2 separate regions of the Homo sapiens genome follow, and region 1 is linked to region 2. A link is a contact called in ENCODE Hi-C or POLR2A ChIA-PET data. All regions are on one chromosome and are shown on one strand. The core of a region is the stretch at or near the end of the contact, and the rest is flanking DNA. Distances in the headings are between cores, read along the strand shown. Region 1 overlaps LINC00598 (long intergenic non-protein coding RNA 598). Region 2 has its middle 210 kb from the start of MIR4305.

Region 1 (7,244 bases), core at 4,672-7,171, 530 kb after region 2:
TTTTTGTTTTAGGTCATTTTGCTTAAAGTCACAGTTTCCAAGGATGTGTTGATGATGTTGAGAAGTTACTGTACTAGCAAGCTGAGTTCAGCAGCGTGTTCAAAGAATTATACACAATGACTAAATGGGATTTATCCCAGGAATGGAAGGGTGGTCCAATATATAAAAAACTAACCAATAATAATTAATTATCAAAATCCCAATGGCATTTTTTGCAAAAATAGAAAAACTCATCCTAAAATTCATATGGAATTTCAAGGGACCCCAATTAGCTAAAAGTATGTTGAAAAAGAAGAACAAAGTTGAAGAACTCATACTTCTCAATATAAAAACTTGATTGACATAGCTACAGTAATCCAAACAATTTGGTACTAGCATAAGGATAGACATGTAGACCAATGGAGTAGAAATGAGATCCTAGAAATAAACTCCCACATCTATGGTCAACTTATTTTTGATCATCCAATGGGGAAAGAACAGATTCTTCAAAAAATGCTACTGCAAAAACTGGATATCCACATGCAAAAGAATAAAGCTGGATCCTTCCCTTACACCATATACAAACATTAACTGAAAATGGACCAAACACCTAAACATAAGAGCTAAAACTATAAAACTCTTAGAAAAAAAAACATAGGGACAAATTTTCATGGCCTTGGATTTGGCAGTGATTTCTTAAATATAGCACTAAAAGCACAGGTAACAAAAGAAAAAAAATGACAAACTGGATTTGATGAAAATTTAAAACTTCTATTCATCAAAGGACACTATCAACAGAATGAAAAGACAACCCACAGATGGGAGAAAATATTTACAAATCACATATTTAAAAGGTCTAATATCTAGAATATATAAAGAACTCCTATAACTCAACAACTAATAGACAACCCATTATAAAAAAAAAAAAAAAAAAGACTTGAGTAGACATCTCTCCAAAGAAGATATACAAATAGCCAGTAAGCACGTGAAAAGATCCTTAACACCATCAGTCATTAAGGAAATGCAAATCATAACCACAATGAGATACCACTTAATACCTACTAGGATGGCTATAATTGAAAACACACACAAACACACACACACACACACACAGAAAGAGAGAGAAAATAACATGTGGACAATAATGTGAAGAAATTGGAACCCTCCTACATTGCTGGTGGGAATGTAAAACTGTGTAGACATTGCAAAAAACAGTTGGCAATTCCTAAAAAAAAAAAAAAATGTAGAATTATCATGCGGCCCAGCAATTCACCTCTTAAATATATAACCCAAAAAACTGAAAATAGGAATTCAAACAAATATATGAACACCAGTGTTCAAGGCAACATTATTCACGGTAGCCCAAAGGTGGAAACAACCAAGGTATCCATCAGCAGATGAATAGATAAACAAAATGTGATATACACATACAATGGAGTATTATTTAATCATAAAAAGATATGAAGTTCTGATACATGCTACAACATGGATGAACCTTGTAAACATTACTCCAAGTGAAATAGGCCAGACAGAAAAGAACAAATATTGTATGATCCCACTTATATGAAATATCTACAATAAGCCAATACATAGAGACAGAAAGTATATTAGAGGTTACCTGGGGCCAAGGGAAAGCAAGAACAGAGGGTAATTGCTCAACAGGGGCAGAATTTCTGGTTGGGTGATGAAAAAGTTTTGATGATGGTTGCACAACATTTTGAATGTAAGTAATGCCACCGAATTGTACACATAAATGGTTAAGACGACAAATTTTGTTTTGTCTATTTTAGCACACACACACAAACACACCTTTAAATAACCAGGCAAATGAGAAGAAAATACTTATTAGGAAGCCAAGAAGTGGGAAAAAAGAAATAACTAGAAGAAATTCAGACAATGGAGTTGTCCGTCATTGAATTTAAAATAACTATGCTTAATATGTTTGCAGAAATTTTCTTGGCTCACTGCAACCTCCGCCTCCTGGGTTCAAGCAACTCTCATGCCTCAGCCTCCTGAGTAAATGGGACTACAGGTGCCCGCCACCGTACCCGGCTAATTTTTGTATTTTTAGTAGAGATGAACTGAAATATACCTGTAATGACATTAAATGCAAACCAATTAAACACTCCATTTGAAAGACTGAGAAATCAAGCCAAACTCAACTATATACTGCTGACAAAAGACCCACCTTAAATATAAAGAAATAGAAATGTTGAAGGTAAAAGGATGACAAAGATATATCATACAAATCCTAACCCAAAGAAAGCTGATGTAGCTATACTAATATTAGATAGTGTAGACTTTAAGGCAAGAAGCACTTCTAGAAATAGAGACACTTCATAAGTGTAAAAGCTTCTACCAAGAAGATACAGCAATTTTAAATTTCTAAGCACTTAACATCATAGACTCAAAACATATAAAACAAAAAGACAAAACTAAAAAAAGTAAAAATGCATAATCTTTGTGGGGGATTTTAATACATTAATATATTTAATATATTTCTCAAAGCAGACATAAAGTCAATAAAGATATAAAATATATGAACCACACAATTAAATAACTTAACCTAACTGAGATACACTAGTTACTACACCCCAAAATTAAATAATACGCAGTCTTTTGAAATTTGCTTGAAAAACTTACCAAAATAGATCCTAGTCCATGCCCTGGGAATATTTCAAAAGGCTGAAATCTTACAGTGTCTATTCTTTAATCAATGACAGAAAGGAATTAGAAAATCTGTGAATGCTTGGAAATTAAGCACCAAAAATGCTTGGAAATTAAGCACTACACATACACAGTCCAAACACTGTACAGCCTCCAAAAATATACATATCTAAGGACTCATACAATGAATTAGAGTGGGTGTCAGCGGACAGAGAATAGTAAATAAGGAAATAAAAAATAAATAAAATGTAACCAACAGACAGGCCATGCACAGCATGATAATTTTGGTGACTCATGACCCAAAAAGTATGTTGAATTCAACCCTGTACACCTGAGGTCAAAAATTAAATAAATAAATAATTTTATAAAGAATTAACTTCTAGAAATCAGAAAATCTAAATCCTAGCATATTCCAAATATACTGTCAAGTCAATGTCTTTGGGCTTCATGTTTGGCATCTACAGAGGATGAATACTAATATTAATGAATAGTCTTTGTATCTCACCCATCAATTCAACAAGCAGCCATTGAATATGTTATGTGGCAGACACTGCACCAGTTGGTGGGGACACAGTTCCAGCTCTCAAGCCTCTTATTCCTCAAGGGCACCGATGTCATACAAAGCAAAAGAAGGAAATTTTGTAATAACAACCACAAAGCAAAATTGCACAGAAGCCACGGGTTACACAACAAAGTTCCAGGTATTTGATAACTGATTTTGACCTGGCTGAGGAGGACCTACCTTTTTTTTTTTGAGACAGCGTCTCACCCTGTCACCCAGGTTGGAATGCAGTGGTGCAGTCATGACTCACTACAGCCTCCACCTCCCTGGGCTAAGTTGATCCTCCCACCTCAGCCTCCCAAGTAGCTGGGACTACAGGCACACACCACCGTGCCCGGCTAACTACAGGCACACAACACCATGCCAGACTAATTCTGTATTTTGTAACTTTTGTATTTTTGTTTCACCATGTTGCCTAGGCTGCTCTCAAACCCCTGGCCTCAGAAGATTCACCGGTCTTGGCCTCCCAAAGTGCTGGGATTACAGGCATGAGCCACCATGACCAGCCAGGACCTATCTTCTGATCCTGGGAATGCTATGCAACATGTGAGCTCCTTCAGGGCAGGGGCAAAGGATTTTCGATTCTGCAATTCCAATGTTTAGCCAAACAAGAGCGTATTACGTTTTTGTTGAATGAATGAATGAATGAATGAATGAAGAATGGATGTCAGTTTGAGCCAGTATTCCAAGTTCTATATTTCTACATCAAGATCCAGGTATAGAAAGAACTGGGGCCTGTGACTGGAGGCAGACTTTACTGCATCCACAAGCAGGTAAACATCATTTGGTGCTGAACTCGAGACAATGTCCAACCCCACACGCAGTCATAATTCCAGGACTTACATCAGAGCATTGGAGAATTTCATTATCTGTCGGCCAACTGTGAATCAAATGCACACAATGCTGAGAAAGAACCACCCATCGTAAAGCCTTAAAAAATAACCTGCTTTCCAATGCATATGCGGGAATAAATAAGCACCTACCAGAGTGCTTGCTGACAATATGAGCAGGAGGATACCCTCCCCATAAGGTTCTTGGAAGAATGACATGAAGTGTAAAAGGCCTGACAACTAGAGGTGCTCAATAAATATTTGCTACTAAATACACAGTGGGTATTCTGTAAATATGAGTTTTTCTTCTCCCTCCTTTCTCACACTCTCCCACCTTTCCAAGAGAGGCAGGTAACCATGAAATAGAGAAATACTTTGAGGAATTTTCCTGCACAATTCTAGCTATATTGAACTGAAGAAAAACATAGCCACTGTTGTAGCATGGAGAGGCCAGGGATACTGGGTGCCACAGGGGGATTCTGGAAGAAGGAGAGACTAGATTTGGGGAAAGAACCATCTGTCTCTGCAAAAGGCCCCAACTTTCCTTCAAAAACTTATTTTCTATTAGGCCTTTGCCCAAACTTAACAACAGATATTTATGTAAAACTGCCTATGTGCCAGGCACTCTTCTAAGTGCTTTACATAGAATCCTAACAACAGTCCAATGAAACAAGTACCATTATCATCCCCATTTTATAGATGCAGATGCTAAGAACTAGAAGGATGAAGAAGTCCAGAGAGTCTCAAAACTGCTTGGGATTTATATCAGTACCTCTAGGAAATGTGTTAAAATGTAAATTCACATCCTCCAGGATTAGGCAAAGTAACTAAGAAAAAAGAAAATTGAGGACTGACAAGAAGACCAAAGGTGGAACCCTGAGAAACAGCAGCTACATTTATGGGACAGATGGAGGAAGAATTGACCTCAGGGTGTGGTGTGAGAAGGTAGCAGGAGAGCCAAGGCAGGGTGCTGTCTTGGCCATTCAGGGAAGGGTGTTCAAATAATGAGGTCACGTCAACCATTTCAGGAAGGTATTGGGAAGTGTTTGCTGGGATTGGCAATTAGCAGGTCACTTACAACTTTGTTGAGAAGAGTTTTAGTGTCGTGCTGGGGAAAGAATAATGGTCTCATCCTCAAATACCTTGTAAGACCCTTGAAGGAATCTCTCTCTCTCTCTCTCTCTCTCTCTCTCTGCGTCTGTTATCTTTGACCAGGCTTATACACAGTAAGTGCTCATTTTGCTGATTTTGCCATTGCTGACAAAGATAATGACATTCTACTATTGCTGTTATGAAGTCAAGAGCAAAAGATGGTGTGTATGTGAGTTGAGATTTCGAAAATATGGGTGCAGGAGGCAATTACCCCTCAATTTCAGTTAGGTAGGAAAGGGGGCAGGCAGACAGAGCTTCCTGCATTGCAGAGAGAGATGACCACAGGATGCCCCATAGACAGAGACCAACTCTACTCAGCCAGAGAGAGAAACTGCAGTTCTCCGATAGTAAATGCAGTTGTCCCCTCTTATGGAGACTCAGCTGCCAAAAACTTAGGTGAAGGTTCAAGGTCACTGTGAACCCAGGGCCACCCTGAAATGCTGTCCATTTGTCTGCCTCTAGTCCTTTTTCGGCTTCTAAAGTCCAATCATTCTTTGCCCTTATAACCACTCTGGTGTGTCTTGGAGAGAAAACACAGTTCTTCACGGTTTGCCAGTAGTCGAGGGAGGAATCTGAAAGCTGACTGTTTCTCCCACAGCTTCAGGAGCATTAAAACTTCAAAAGAGGAACTATTTATGCTGTCATTACCACAGCGGTCACTTCTGCAGGATTTCTTTCTCTGATGCAGCACTGGTTGGACACACTTGGCCCAGGGCCGAGAGGGGAGAGGAGGGCGTTACAGAGACACTGAGTCATCCTGCCTCCTCCACGCCCTCCGCAGCTGCCCCTCACTGCACTTCCTCCTCCTCCTCAAGTTAAAGGTCAGCCTCTCATGCTCGTGCCAAGTTTTGCGAAACACACATACGCCAAAAAAAAAAAAAAAAAAAAAGGCTTCAGAAAGGGTAAATTTTTTAACATGAAAAGAAATAAGGAAAGCCTCCTTCAAAAATACATGCAAAAATAAGTAATCCTTCCCCCATACTACTTAATAACTCCAGAATGATAAAAATTTTCCAATTGTGAATATGTAAGGAATAAAATAAAAGGAATGAATGCCCCACTGTGTTAATGCAGCCCTTTTTAAAATGATCCTAATTTCTTCCAGAAGGCTCTGGAGGGTAGATTGCAAGGTTTGTCTTAATATAGAATTATTCCCTTCTCTCCGCTTGTCTTTAGAACCAGTGTGAACATGGTGATATTTTACAGTTGGCAACCTGTACTTCGCTGCTCAAAAATGCTGCATTCCAAGGGCTACAATCATGCATTGTGCATTTGAAATGCCTGTTGCTAAGAACAAATATCAACCCCAGGACGACCCCACTCAGCAGATCGGCCAACTCCCGCACAGAGCTGTTTCCCGACCTCTGGTCAGAGACAGGAAGCCCATTGGACCCTAGGCCCAGGCAAGTGCGGAGGGTTCCCAGGCAGGTGACATGGTAAAATGTAGACGACTAGCTCTCTGTCTGTCTTCAGGATAACGTCTGCCTCCCACCCTTCCTGGTCCCAGCTTAGGAATGTATGCAGCCCTTTTATGTGCATTGCCAGGAGGCTTGTGAAGTAGATTGGACAGAGGTTTTACAGCATTGTTCCTATTTAACTGATCAAGGACTGAACCTTGTAGTTTAACAACATGAAGTTGTACGGGAACAACTAAGCAGTTGCTGGACTAAAACCCTCAGCTTCCGAATCGCAGCCCCATTAAACTCACTTCCAGCCCCGTTGTACCCTCTTTCCCCATGAGGCCGCCCCAGTGGTGCTGAAAACAGGGACTGACCTGGTTGCAACGGGAGCCTGGGGTCCTGTTCTTTGCATGTTCCCACACTGCCCTTAAAGGCTGACTGCCCCGTGGGCACTGTACATCTGCAGATCACTCGCTTTCGACATTCAGAGACCTCCATCTCATGGCAGGGTTGCCCGTGTCCACACCTCGCACTTCTCCCATGCCACTTACAGCCTGTTTCAGATTAGTTTTAACAATTGTTTTCTGGAGATTTTCCAAACTTTCCTCAGCCAAACAATCAGGGAAAGGGATAGGCCTGGCGCCGTGCAGAGGA
Region 2 (6,753 bases), core at 254-2,753:
AAAAATTATATTGTAGAAGAATATTAGTTAACATTGGATAAATTTAGGCTCTTGTTTAAAGTCAAAAGAGCAGAGCGCAAAACTGCATATATTGGTGATCTTATTGCTATTAAAAATATTGTGTATATATCAAGAAGATATGAAAGACTATACAACAAAATGCTAGTGAAAACTGTCTTTTGATGTTAGGAGTACAGGTAATATTAAGCAGCTGAATGGAAAAGTTCTTATGCTTTACCCTGTAAAACTTTCTGTTTTTGTCACTTTTGGTTTGAATTAGTAATAGAATTTTGATTCAATATTACTGAGTTGACACAAAATTGAATCAAGGACAAAACTTAGGACATCTAGCATGATAGATGGAAATTGAATGACAAAATGATTTGGGGGTGATGGAATGATTTTAAATCATCTGGCTTAAAATGAGGACTTTGGCACAAAAGAGGAAGGTATGATTAATGTAGCTGGGCTGGTGGCATCCAGTACTGGGGTTTGGATGAGTTCCTTTGGTGGACATTTCAAGAGTCAGTTTGCATAAAGTTCTGAGCAGCCATCTGGGAAGGATCATCTCAGGACAAACTTGGCCTAAGAGCAAAGCACCACAGTGAGAGGCTCAGTGGTTCTGAGTTATCATCGTGTTTGTCACTCACATGGGTCCCAATACAATGCTGGTGAATTTCCTGAGTCCTGGGAAAGGAAATGGTTATATCAAAATTCAAAGACCGGATTTAGTTTTTAAAAATGTTACCAGAAAGTAGGAACACAAGCACACTGCTTTGGTGCCATTCAAGTAGAAAGTAATGCAAAAGGGGTGAATAGCATTCTGCCAGTTGGCTCAAGTTGCAGCCTTTGTAATTTTATACTCTTCTGCAAAAGCAGAGTAGCATCCTTGAACTATGCCACTCAACCCCACCCCTCAGCTAGGCCTAGCTTATGCTCTGATGGCTCCTTAGTGGGCACTGGGATGTAAAGAACTAGTTTCAACTAGCTTTTAGTAGGGACTGCCAATGAGCAGGAAATTGGAGTCCGGGATATTATTGAGCCTCAAATTATGTTTATATTAAATAGGACTTTTTCGTTGTTCCACTGGTTTTTAAACTTTTCTTTTTAACAGCAGACACTTTTTGTGAGTTAAATGTTATGTGTAATCCAGAACAAAAAACTGATTACTGCTGAGCTGACTGACATAAGGAGTGGGGCAAGGGGGAAGGAGTATAAAAACCCAGCGGCCCCTTGTCATCCTCTCTGTAACCTAGGGATACCTCTTGGAACCATTAGGGCTGAAAACCACAGATCCATCCAACTTCCAGAGATGTGCAATGACTTGCTCAACACATGTGGCAGCAAAGACAGGGCTGGATCCAGCACTCCTTTCCCTGGGATATTTTTCCCTCCCCATCACTCCCTGTATGATTTCTCTAGCACTTCTTCCTTAGAAAGCCTCTGTGGTGCTCCTTTTTGAGAAACACTGAGTCCTGGGGGTTGGGAGGAAGAGGAACAGAGCACATGTTACATGGTGAGATAGCCCTGAGAGAGATGGGACAAGCTACACAAACCTCAGTGGAAAAGCCGTACAGAGCCTGCACATGCCGGCCCCTGAGTCCCTTGGCAGTGAAGCCGAGCATCTCCTTAGGGCTGTGTTTTCTGGAGGACATGAAGGGGCCCTGAACAGGGTGGGTTTTCTGCAGGCATTCCCTCCTGCTGCCGCACAGTGCGGCTGAACCCTCTGGCCTTCCGAGGTCACCGTGGGTCCTCTGAGAGAGCCTTTGATTTAACATGTAAGGGAATTCCCACTGGCTGATTAAATATTTTTATATTTTATCATCTTCCTGCAGCTAACAGCTTTTGGCATGCAGGGTATTTTTATGAACGTTATAAGTAAATATTATGGGGTCAGTCACAGAGATGAACATGGATTTGCAAGCCTAGGGCTGGAAGACATTAGGCCTCACATTTAAAACAATGTGGGTATGGAAAAAATTAAAATATCGAGAACTTGAAAACACTCAAAGCCTGCAACCGTGCATCTATAATCCAATGTTAACAGAATTCAGATAAAATCAAATTGATTTTAAGTGCTACATTTAGATATCCAAGGGGAATTCATTGCTTTTATACTTGAGTTTTGAGCATTTATCAGGAGAGAGACAGTAGGATTACACTTTCACATTAAATATCACCAGTTTTGTTTTCCAGACAGGACTAGACCCTTCCACAAAGCATGACAGATTCTCAAGATGCCAAACCACTGCTTAGAGTTTCCAGGGGCCACAGGTCACTCTTGGTTCAAATGGCCCTTTGGAAAATAAAATAAATAAATTAAAAAAATGCAACTCCAGTGGCATCATGGTCTGGTACCCTCTTGGGTAAGAAAGTCTGGGTGAGCTGCTTGGAAACTGATGTCAGAAAAATCCTCCTTGACACACGGTGAGTCACAGCTGGGAATTTACGTCTTCCTAAGCAACTGCTAAACTTCTGCTGTGGTTGTGGCCATTTCATAGCCACAGGCCTATGGATTCCCTGGGGAATCCACGCATAGTGTTATTGGTCAGTGGTTCCTAATGACATCTGTCTCAAGACACCTCCTCAAAGCATCTTTTCTACTTTCCTCCCATCTCCCATAGTCCCTGGCACAGGTCAGGATGAATGGAAGGTGCTTAACAAATATATCTGATTTGGTTTGCTGATCTATTTTTCCCTATCAATCTCATTTCACCTCTCCCAGTGGTTTGCTGTTTGCTCTTGTGCTACCTTAAATCTAAACTTACATGAATCCAAATAATTTTATAAGCTTTCTCATTAGTTGGAGTGCATTTATTCAACACATCTATAAATGTTCTTCTCTTTCAAGTGTTGGCAACTTAACGGGATTTGCTGTTGTCTGCAAATTCAAGAGCCTGGCCTAAGTGTATGTAATTAACAGAGGCTTAGTGCCAGGGATATAGCAGACAGTCAGTAAATACACAAGGAGGGAAGGAAGGGATGGAGGGAGGGAAGGAGGGAGGGAGGGAGGAAAAGAAGGAAAGAGGAAGGGGAGGAGGGAGGAAAAAGGAAGAAAAGAAGGAAGAAAGAAGGGAGGAAGAAAGAAAGGTAGAGAAGAAAGAAGTCGGGGAGGAACCACCCTGGTGTATAGTTCAGTTCCATCAGGGTGATTTTGAAACCCCTTGTGAACATCCTGATTAAAGGATAGGCCCCTGTAACAACCTAGGTAAGAATCCTTTTCCAATAAGGAGGTGCAGTGGAGATAAGATGACAGAAGGGCGTGGAGGAAAGAAAGTGCAGAAAGGTCAGATAGTGTATAGGGCTGAGGCGCCAGGGGAACGGCGCTGAAGATGCTGACCTGGCTCCAGCAGGAAGTCGTGCTAAATCTCCTGCCAAGTTCCACAGCTCTGCTTTCTGCAGTCCTCAGAAAGCTCTTGAAAACCCTATTTGAAAAATGCTGGTGTAGATTGGGGTGTCTTATCAAGTTGATCTGAATGTAATGAAAATCTTCAGAAGTCTAGAACAGATGGTACCTTACACTTTCTCTTGCTTACCCAGCCTGCCTCTCTCACATCGGGAACAGATTACATCGTTCCAGGCCCAGCATCAAGCCAGTCTCTGACCCTGCTTTTGGAGTTTCTCCCCACCTTCCCCTCTTTGCCATGCCCGATGGCCGTCTTCACTGCCCCTCACCACAAAAGCTGGGAATCACACAAAGAGATTTGCCTGCCCTCTGGAAACTGCCCCAGGAGGTTTTACATTTTTCTTTGATTGGAACCTGTAGTACCAACTGACAAGCTGGGTTTGGGTCATCCCTGGAGAAGTCAAGTGGGATTGTAGGGGAGGGTCTTTTGAGAATGCACAAGAAGGAACCTAGTAGAGGGGACACGCTTATTTTTGTTCTCTGAAATGAGACTTTATTGACCTCCCAGGTGAGCTCTTCAATGTTAGAAAATAGCTAGGGGCTGGGAGCGGTGGCTCATGCCCGTAATCCCAGCATTTTGGGATGCCAAGGCGGGTGGATAGCTGGAGGCCAGGAGTTCAAGACCAGCCTGGCCAACATGGTGAAACCCCGTCTCTACTAAAAATACAAAAATTAGCTGGGCATGGTGGCACGTGCTTGTAATCCCAGCTACTTGGGAGGCTGAGGCAGGGGAATCACTTGAACCCGGGAGGCAGAGGTTGCAGTGAGCCGAGATCGTGCCATTGCATTCCAGCCTGGGTGACGAGAGCAAAACTCTATCTCAAAAAAAAAAAAAAAAGAAAGAAAAAGCAAAAAGAAGAAAAGGAAATAGCTAGAGAGGAGAAGGAGGGAAAGACGGACTAATTTTTTAAAGACTCAGCAAGTCATGGCTGGTTAAAGGTTAGATTTGTATGACTATTCGAAGCAGCTCTGTGCTGATAATGGCAATATATTTTTTTTTCTTTTTTCTTTCTTTCTTTTTTTTTTTTTTCAGATGGAGTCTTGCTCTGTTGCCCGGGCTGGAGTGCAGTGGTGTGATATTGGCTCACTGCAACCCTCCTGGGTTCCAGTGATTCTCCTGCCTTAGCCACGAGCAGCTGGGATTACAAGCATGCGCTAGCTATCATACCTGGCTAATTTTTGTATTTTAGTTAGAGACAGGGTTTCACCATGTTGCCCAGGCTGGTTTTGAACTCTGGACCTCAGGTGATCCACCCACCTCGGCCTCTCAAAGTGCTGGGATTACAGGCGTGAGCCACCATGCCCAGCCGATAATAGTAATATCTAATGAGATGAAATGCTTACTAAGTGCCAGGCACAGTGTTAAACACTAACTTCACTTACTCCTCACAAGAAGCCTGTGAAGTAAGTACTTTCATCATCTTGGATTTACAGATGAAGAAACTAAGGCTGGCAAAAATGAAGTAAAATTTCAAGGGTATGTAGCTGGTAAATGGCAGAACTTGAACTTTTGAATTTGTGTTTCTGGTTAGTATTCTATTATCTTTGTACTTTGGGACACACACACACACGTACACAAACTGAGTAAATCCTATTAAATAAATCCTGTTCCAAGATTAAAATTCACAATTGCCTTTTTTCTAGGTTTAAGAGTTTTCACTACTTGAACTTGCATTGCCTAGTTCTCAAGTGGGTTTGCTTCAACACCAAGCTATGTCACCTGCCAAACTAAAGCAATCTCTGACTCTCTCATTTCTCCCCCTAATGCACAAAGCACAAGCACAAACTGCCGGGGTGTTCTAGAACCCTGGACTAAAAACCCAAGACTTTATATACGCAACTCAAGTTCCTCGATTTTCTTTCTTTCCAAAGATTCTGAAATACCTTCTGGCCCACTGCTTCGTACAAAAGAGCAGTTTCCCTGACCAAGGAAATTGTGGTTGTGGGATTCTTGAGCCATCTTCTTAGAGAAGTTCCCTCTGCTTTTTTGTATTTGTGCAGGACATTTGTGCAGGGAGCTCTTGGAAGGACATTCAGATTTTGTTCAGCTGTGTCTGTCGACACATTTCTGGACTCTCTGCAAATAAGAGTAGATATGAGACTCAAGTCCTGGAACCCTTCTGTAGCTAAACCCAGAGTCTCAAATTGTGAAAGCTGCTTTCAGGGTCACATTCTATGGCACCTAGAAACACTGCACTGAAAGAGAGGTATGTTTCCTCAAATTTTAGCAATTGTAATTTCTTAGTGGAAGTAATTGGATTCCACAGTTTGCTTCCTATTTTGGAAGTTACAGAGAAATCAAAGTCTCTCATAAGAAAAGTATTTTTCCGTCTTAGCCCACTGTTTCCACTTTCAAAATATGTTAAAACAACAACAATAATAAAGCTATTTCAATTGTGCCAAATTCCCCCAGACTCCACTATTGTGACTGTGTTTCTAGTTGATATTCTATAATCTTATCACTTTCAGCCACACATCCACATACCACCCTGGGTTATTTATAAAGATAAATCCTGTGCTGAGATCAAAATCTACAATCTATTTTTTCTAGGTCTAAATTTGTTTTTGCGGCTTTAGAAATGATTTTGAAAATATTTTCCAGGGAGTTTATTTGTGTAAAAAAGATTTTGGTAAATAAATTACTCAGAACAAAACTAGCTTTTAGGTTGTCAGCTACCAACTACTATGTATTTGGAATATCTTGAGTTATCCAGGAACTGATAGTTAAGTGTTTGAATGATTTGTACTCTTAAGTTTTAATGTTTTCAAAGTGTGTCCGTCTAAAAATATAACTCCAAAATTCTGGCTCTTTGTGAGCATTGGCTTACTAGTGAATTAAACTTTGCATTATCCATACTTTCTGAACTTCAGTTTCCCCATCTTTAAAGTGGAATAAGTAATAAAATCTACTTCGTAAAATTATCATGAGAACTAAATGACATAAGACATGAAAAATAATGATTGCTCATCACACAACAAATGCTCCATAAACAGTGCGTGAAAATATTATCTAAAGAGTTCAGTTTAAAATTAATAATTGAGTTACGACATTTACAACAATTTGTGTACATCTTCTATCCCCAGGAGCCTGCATGCTGTGGGAGGATGGGCAGTGGCCTCCCTTGACCTTCAACCTTCTCCAGTCTTCAGCCTCTTCTGACACAGCAGTCTCTCAGTAAATATTGCTGGACAGAAATTCATCTGACTATCAACTTGCCATGCTCCCTATTGGCATTAATAAGTAGGAGTTGTCTATATTTGGAATTCAATTTCTTTTCTCGAAACACACTTAAAAATTTTAGCGCTATTTTAAAAAATAGTGGTTTTGTTTTACTCTTCTGTTAAAG

The links. A loop is a pair of places that touch in the nucleus more often than their neighbours do. ChIA-PET counts read pairs that join two places held with the same protein, here RNA polymerase II (POLR2A).
Region 1: a map of endothelial cell of umbilical vein shows a loop between it and region 2 (2.0-fold over the local background). The contact joins two enhancer-like sites. A Hi-C loop is called at or near these places in 1 of 168 maps with a recorded cell type or tissue (endothelial cell of umbilical vein). POLR2A ChIA-PET finds 5 or more read pairs at or near these places in 1 of 52 experiments (activated T-cell).

The regions. Positions count from the first base shown.
Region 1 is chr13:40,396,635-40,403,878 of GRCh38, forward strand. The region is part of intron 6 of LINC00598 (long intergenic non-protein coding RNA 598); the gene reads right to left. Among named protein-coding and RNA genes, the nearest start is that of LINC00598, 81 kb to the right of the region's middle. Within about 2 kb of position 5,922, at least 25 of the 41 ENCODE cell types and tissues checked have a DNase peak (open chromatin) inside an H3K27ac peak, as active enhancers do; they include endothelial cell of umbilical vein, where a contact is called at or near this core.
Region 2 is chr13:39,874,007-39,880,759 of GRCh38, forward strand. No RefSeq gene overlaps it. Among named protein-coding and RNA genes, the nearest start is that of MIR4305, 210 kb to the left of the region's middle. Within about 2 kb of position 1,504, at least 5 of the 41 ENCODE cell types and tissues checked have a DNase peak (open chromatin) inside an H3K27ac peak, as active enhancers do; they include endothelial cell of umbilical vein, where a contact is called at or near this core.